2 separate regions of the Homo sapiens genome follow, and region 1 is linked to region 2. A link is an interaction called in ENCODE POLR2A ChIA-PET data of the cell type or tissue named here. Cell type or tissue: MCF 10A. All regions are shown on one strand. Links, peaks and the distances in the headings refer to the core of each region. The heading gives the core; the rest is flanking DNA.

What was found. ChIA-PET counts read pairs that join two places held together with the same protein. Peaks named below come from ENCODE experiments on the same cell type or tissue, not always from the same donor. Only the 100,000 strongest peaks of a DNase experiment are listed, where the experiment ranks them.
Region 1: POLR2A ChIA-PET joins it to region 2 with 14 read pairs; 3 of 35 experiments call an interaction of 5 or more read pairs at or near these places.

The regions. Positions count from the first base shown.
Region 1 is chr5:73,589,256-73,592,973 of GRCh38, reverse strand. No RefSeq gene overlaps it. Among named protein-coding and RNA genes, the nearest start is that of UTP15, 25 kb to the right of the region's middle. In MCF 10A, for the core only: a CTCF peak has its summit at 1,702 (motif pointing left); DNase peaks (open chromatin) are centred at 1,133 and 1,653.
Region 2 is chr5:73,811,307-73,815,024 of GRCh38, reverse strand. The region is part of intron 9 of ARHGEF28 (Rho guanine nucleotide exchange factor 28); the gene reads right to left. Among named protein-coding and RNA genes, the nearest start is that of ARHGEF28, 190 kb to the right of the region's middle. In MCF 10A, for the core only: no CTCF peak of the experiment used is centred there; a DNase peak (open chromatin) is centred at 1,504.

The DNA of each region.
Region 1 (3,718 bases), core at 633-3,132, 220 kb after region 2:
AGGCAAAGATTTTATGGCTAAGACCTCAAAAGCACAGGAAACAAAAACAAAAATTGACAAATGGGACTATATTAAACTAAAAAGCAAAGGAAACAATCAACAAAGGGAAGAGATGATCCATTGAATGGGAGAAAATATTTGCAAACTATTCATCCAACAAGGGACTAATATCCAAAATATGCAAGGAACTCAAACAACTCAACAGTAAAATAACAATCATCATCATCATCATCATCATCATCCCAGGAAAAAGTGGACAGAGGACATGAATAAACAGAAGACATACAAATGGGCAGATACGTTAAAAAATGCTCAACATCACTAATCATTAGGGAAATACAAATCAAAACCATATTGACTTATCATCTTTTACCAGTCAGAATGGGCTATTACTGAAAAGATAAGAAATAACAGAGGAGAAAAGGTAACTCATATACACTATTGTGGGAATGTAAATTAGTACAGCTACTACGAAAAACAGTATGAAGATGTCTCAAGAAACTAAAAATAGAACTAACCTACAATCCAGCAATCCCATTGCTGGGCATTTATCCAAAGGAAGAGGAATTTGTATATTAAACAGACACCTGCACTCCGTGTTTATTGCAGTACCATTCACAATAGCAAAGATATGGAATCAAGCTAAGTGATTATCAACAGATGACTGGATAGAGAAAATGTGCTATATATACACAATGGAGTACTATTAGGCCATTAAAAAGAATGAACTCATCATTTGCAGCAACATGCACGGAACTGGAAGTCATTATGTTAAGTGAAATAAGCCAGGCACAGAAAGACAAGTATCACATGAGATAGAGTAGAATGATATATAACAGATGCTGAGAAGGGTGTGTCAGGGGAGAGGATAGGGAGATGAAGAAAGGTTGGTTAATGGGTAAAAACATACAATTAGATAGAAGGAATAAGTTATAATGTTCAATAGCAGAGTGGGGTGACTATAGTTAACAACAATGTATATTTCAAAACAGCTAGAAGAGAAGACTTGAAATGTTCCCGACACATAGAAATGATAAATCCTTGAAGTGATGGATACCAGAAGACCCTGACTTGCTGGGCACAGTGATTCATACCTATAATCCCAGTACTTTGAGAGGCCTCCTGGGGAGGATGGCTTGCAGCCAGGATTTCAAGACCAGCCTAGGCAACATAGCGAGACCTGGTCTCTAAAATAAATAAATACATAATTAACTGGGCATGGTGATGCATACCTGTAGTCCTAGCTACTTGGGAGGCTGAGGTGGAAGGATCACTTGAGCCCGGGAGTTCAGGGCTGCAGTGAGCTATGATCACACCACCGCACCCCAGCCTGGACGACAGTGTGGACCTGGACCCTTTCTCAAAAAAAAAAAAAATTCCCTGACCTGATCATTAAACATTCTATGGGTGCAACAAAATACCACACGCCACCCATAAATATGTACAAAGAGTATATACCAATTTAAAAAAGAAATAGAACCTTGGTTAGATTTTATTTCCACATTTCTGGTATCTATTAATAACTATAATTGAACTTTCAAAGCTACTTTGTCAACACAGTAATAACCAAATATCTTGGGTTTATTCTGTGCCAACTCTGATGACTCTAAAACACCAATTCAGGGGAAGAGCTGGGGAGAAAGCAGGCTTCTTGTGGTTTTTCAAGATAATACTGCCACCTGGTGGACTAATGGTGAACTGAGGTAGGTTGTCTAATGCATGATTTCAATTTTACCTGATTAAAATTCTCAATGGACAAGAAGGGCAGCTTCCAGAAACATCTTTGCTTTGAGTTGTGTCTCAGGCAAAATGATATAATAATAATTTCATGTTGTGCATAGTAACAAAACTGCTGTTTTCATATAAATTGCCAACTAGATCCGATAAGAATTCATTTACTCATTCAACACATATTTACTACCAGCTGTTTATTGTGGATAAAGTCAAAGACACAAAGGTGACTAAGGACTTGCTCTATGTTTCTAGAAAATAAGATGCTATTCCTGTAGTGGTTGAGAATATGTACTCTTGAAGCAGATGCTTGAGTTCAAATCCCAAATCTGCCACTAACCAACTGTGTGACTTTGGACAAGTCACCTAAACTTTCTACGTCACCTCAGTGTCATTATGTGCAGAACTGGACTAATCACAGCTTCTCGTGCAGTTATCAGGTACTCTGTGGAGTGTTAAGTACCGTGTATGCATGAGAAGGAGGTCTCCAGGGTGGACAGCATCCCTTGTAGATGAAGATGAGCAGCAGGGATGAGGCATTACCACACAAAGACTTTGGGGTGGGAAAACAAAGTCTTGTTCTCTGGGGTCAGAATAATCCATGTTGATTTATTCTAGCATACTCCTCAAAACACACACAAACTTAGGCAAAAGCTTGCTCAATGCAGAATTGCTTGTGACTGCAAAAGACTGAAAACTACCTAAATTCCCATGAATAGGGGACTGGTTAAACTGATTATGGCACAGCTGTATAGTAATATAGGAGGCCAGCATAAAAAAGAATGATGTAGAGCTGTCTGTACTGAGATGGATCAACCACTAATACACAATACGTGGAAAACCTGAAATGCAGAACAGAGGTATAGTGTGATCTCATTTGTTTAGAAGTGAGGTTGTGCATGCACATGGTTAAAGATGTGTAGAATATTTGGGGGAGAATATTGTGTGGATTGGCTCTCTTACCTTCTGCTCCATCCTCCTCTGCTCTATCCTCCTTCTAGGATGTCTTCAAAACTGTAGAGCTGGAAAGCTAAAAGCCATAGTTCCCACATTCCTTTCCAGATAATGCCCTGGATGCAAAATTGGGCTCCTCCAATTAGATATACTAACATGATATGAAAGTCAGGAATGAGCGGAAGGCCAGCTTCCTGCTTGTTACTGTCAGCAAGCAAGGAAAGGAGATGGGGAATGAGATGCAATTGTGATGAAGTGACCCAGCTTGCCAGGGTATATCCTCTGGCTTCATGATGGCAGGAGCAGTAGCTTTTTGCTCTCTGGAGCCATGCTCTTGAACAGTGGCTCCATCTGGAGCACTCCCTCCCTCCTATCCCTATTCTTCTAGCCCTTCCAGTGATTTCATAAGGACCTACTTCCTGTATTAAGTCCCGTCTACTTTAGCTTCCTAGAAGATTTCTATTTCTAGGACAACTGAACTTTGATTATTACAGCCGTTTAAGAAACTGGTAAGAGCCTTGTCATGGTTAGTATCATGTGTCAACTCGACTGGGCTAACGGATGCCCAGATAGCCAGTAAAGCATTTACTGGGTGTGTCTGTGAGGATATTTCTGGAATAGATTAGCATTTAAATCAGGGAACTGAGTAAAGATCCCTGAGTAAAGATCTCTCACCAATGTGGGAGTGTAACATCCAGTCTGTTAGGACCTGGATAGAACAATGTGGAGGAAGGACAAATTCACTCTCTCTTCTTCAGCCAGGACATCTATCTTCTTCTATCCTTGGATGCCAAAGCTGCTGGTTCTCGGGCCTTCAGACTTGAACTGAATTATACCACCACCTTTCCTGGTTCTCCACCTTGCAGGTGGCAAATCATGGAACTTCCCGGCTAATATATATATATATAATATATATATATAAAATATATAATATATAATCTGACTATATATATATATATAATCTCCTATTCATTCTGTTTCCCTGAAGAACCATAATATAAGACATTACCTTAGAAGAAAGTGGGCTGAGATC
Region 2 (3,718 bases), core at 478-2,977:
AAAATTAATCTTTAAAACATTAATTTTAATGTCTTAAAATTGTATATTGAATATAAGCTATTAAAGTCTTCAATGATAGAATTTAAAGGATGGCAGCTGAGCAACATGAAAAATGTGTTCAGGCTGAGTCTTTCTACTAGCCCTAGACGGTAAATGCATCTTATTCCTGGGGTTGGCCTTGATCTAAGCTAAAGAGCAAACAAGCCAAATAAACACTTCTATTGTATTTCAGAAGGAAGAAAGAAGATGCTTGAAGCTAAGCTGGTTTGCTGACAACTGCTAGCGTCCATCCTCCTCTGGGAGAAGCACAGGGTGACAGGGTAAGCCATCCTGCTCCCTAGAACAGGTATGCTCCCGAAGGACAGCACTGCAGAGGCAACCCGCTTAGAAACACCTTTTCTGCTTGTAAGCTTATGAAAATGTTCCTTTTCTCCTTGAATTGAAAACATAAGCACACGCGTCCCTGCACAAGACAAGAACGGGGAAGGATTACACACTATCTTATTTTTTTAAACCTCAGAAGGCAACAATCACTGCCAGCTAAGCCCAGCCGAGGATGGGATAACAGCTTCTCAGGGCACTTCCTCTACACCCTAACACCAGCTTGCTCCTTGTTTCCATGGCCCACACTACAACAAGAATGGATTGCAAGTAAGAGAGAATAAGTAATGTAAACCCATTCCATTATCAATCACGCTCAGATAAATGGCTCTTCTTCCTTCAGCAGTAAAGGATTTTACTTACTTGATCATTATTTTTAGTAAACTATTTACAATGTGACTGTATTCTCTGAAGATACACAGGCTTTTGTGTTGAAAGTATTTTTTTCAACTCCTTTCCTTATAACATCTATAAAATCAATAAAATAGTATAAAATAGAAAAATTTTCTTAATTACAAAAATTTTTTTAAATTACTATACACTTGAAAACTAAAACAAAAGATGCAGAAGCTGGGTATGAAACACATGCGTATTCTCTGCAAATCCCACTAAGACTGAACATGTTTAAATCAACAGGACTGTTTATTGCCAAGGTAACTCCAAGGTAATTCTGAAGAAGTGAATCCAAAACATTTACCTTATACTAAACTCCCTTCTTTTTTTTTTTTTTTTTAAAGAGAATTGCACATACATAATAACACCAAGGTAGGTAGATTCAAAGTGAAAGGAACATAAGAAGAATTAGTAGGTTTGCCTCAGAAACCTATATGTATCTGTACAGTGAGTGTTTTATAAAGGCACGTATAAACACGCGCTACATTGGAAAAACAGTCTGGCAAAGAAACACGGAAAAGAAAGAATAGGATGTCTGGTTTTGCCCGTGAAGGAAAGAAAAGATACTGCAATCTACCTTGTTTGGACGTCCTTCTTCGAATCTTCATTTTGGGAAAGGAAGGCCACGAGTAGTTAAAAGGTGAGTCGGAGTCAGAATCCATCTTTTTGTTTTGGTGAAATCAACAGATGAAACAGTAGAGACTCAGGAAGAACTCGGGGCGTCCCCAGCCAGGAGGCAAGCCTCCCCATGTGATGTAAAGGGAAGGAATGAGATTGGATGAAATAGCTCCTGCACACCAGGGAGGGAAAGGCAATAAATGTTTTGCTTCCTTCGGGCATTCAGGCGTGTAGACCGACAAGGAGGCTGTAAATATTAAAGCCAAACTAGGGAAGTAAAGGAGGGAGAAGTGGGGGAGCTAAGAGTGGCTGAAACACTGCAGTCCACTTATTCAAAAGGTCATTGGGAGCAAATGAATCATTAACTCCCCTCTTCTGGTTGCTGGAAATGGAAATGAAGGAGGAAGGTAACTGGGAATTGAAAGAGAGCTGCCTGTGATTCAAGAAAAGCCTCCCAGTGCAGGCTTGTTTTGCTCGGAGTGAGAATATTGCTTCTCAGAAGAGCTACCCGGTGCCGTGTTAGATAAAGGTTGAGGTTTATGTGTGTGGACAGCCAGAAAGCTTGATCCCCAGGCAAATGAAGGCCAGCAGACTCCAGGAAGAGCTCTTTCCAGAGCAGACTATTCTTTCATACCATTGGCAGCTTGGGCAGCTTTTCGGATCTAAGAACCAAAACAGCTCTCATAATTCATTTAACAATCCAGTCTCACCGCCCTTTTAATCCTAATGTGGTTGGAAGTTTTAACTTTTATATAGATTGTACTCATTTCATTAGATTTATACAAAGTTATCTACCACTGTTTAGCACAATTGGGGTATTTCCATATTGGTACTGTCACCAAGTCTGGCCGTCAATCATCAGGATTTTGGTGCCTTTATAGCTCCGATCTAAACTTTCAGTCCACCTCAATAGAGCTGGTGACTAATTTACCACAAACCAACAGTTCTTGCCGTCTCCCTGAACAATTCTCCAGTAATTAGCATTCAGGAGAAGCTCATTACTGCCTCCCCATAAATCGTGGCACTGCTCAGGCTCACTTCTCCGCTTCCTATAGGCACATAGATATCCATGCCCCAAATAAGCTCAAGCACAACAGCCGAGATCTGCAGTGGAAAAAAAGGATATCCCAAATGTTATCAGGCAGTCTCTTTTAAGCATTTCTTTTAGTAGAAACAATAGCAAGAAATGTTTGTTTTGTTTTGTGAGGTCACCTGATGTCCAAATAAACTAAACGACATTGGAAACATACAATATGAGGATCCATTAAGTCTGCAGACTTAGAAGGTGACAGTATGTGTCTTAATTAACATTCATTTCTTTGCTTCAGTTATTTCCTAAATTGTCGGTACTACTGTGCCACGCTGTGTAAGAAAATAGCTGCATAGCCTGCTCCATGGAAGCTAATCCTGTCTGATTGGGTAGGGGTTGAGTGAGGCATACAGGGAGAAGAGGAGAAAGGGGAGAGACCACTTAATTTCAAATTTAAATCAAAATCAGAATTACATAAATCACTACTGTGTTTTTATATAGTTTGTCACATAAACATACAACTAAAACAAAATACAACTAGAGTATAGTTACAAACATTGCAACTAAGTGGAAAGAAATACTGATACATTTTCTATTTTGTGGCTTTTTTTTTTTTTTTTTTGAGACAGGCTCACTCTGTCGCCTAGGCTGGAGTACAGTGGCAGGATCTCGGCTCATTGCAACCTCTGCCTCCTGGGTTCAAGCAATTCTCCTGCCTCAGCCTCCTGAGTAGTTGCGTCTACAGGCATGCACCACCACACCCGGCTAATTTTTGTATTTTTAGTAGAGATGTGTTATTTCTACGTCAGCCAGGCTGGTCTCGAACTCCTGACCTCACGTGATCCACCCACCTTGGCCTCCCAAAGTGCTGATTACAGGCGTGAGCCACCATGCCAAGCCTGTGGCTTTTAATTAGGTGAATAAGTACGTATTATTCTCAACCAGCTGGGTATAATTATAAGGATATGTAACTTTCAGCCCTTATATCCAGTAAAAGAGTTTTAGTCCATATGGATCTTTAATTAGAAAATATACCAAATCTTGTGGAAGAGCATTTACATTCACTCTTGATTTTAGAGCACAGAATGGTGCCTAGGACGCTGTAGGCAATTGCTGAAAGAATGAATGATTTACAATAGTCGGTCTGCCATGTCAATGACCTTTACCCTGTGGATGAAGAACCTTTACATGACAACTGATTAAAAACACATATTTTGACAAAAACATCTACAAGAACTATTATAAAGTGTTTAAAATATATATTTGTATTTTATTTAGCACAACAGTTGTAAAAAG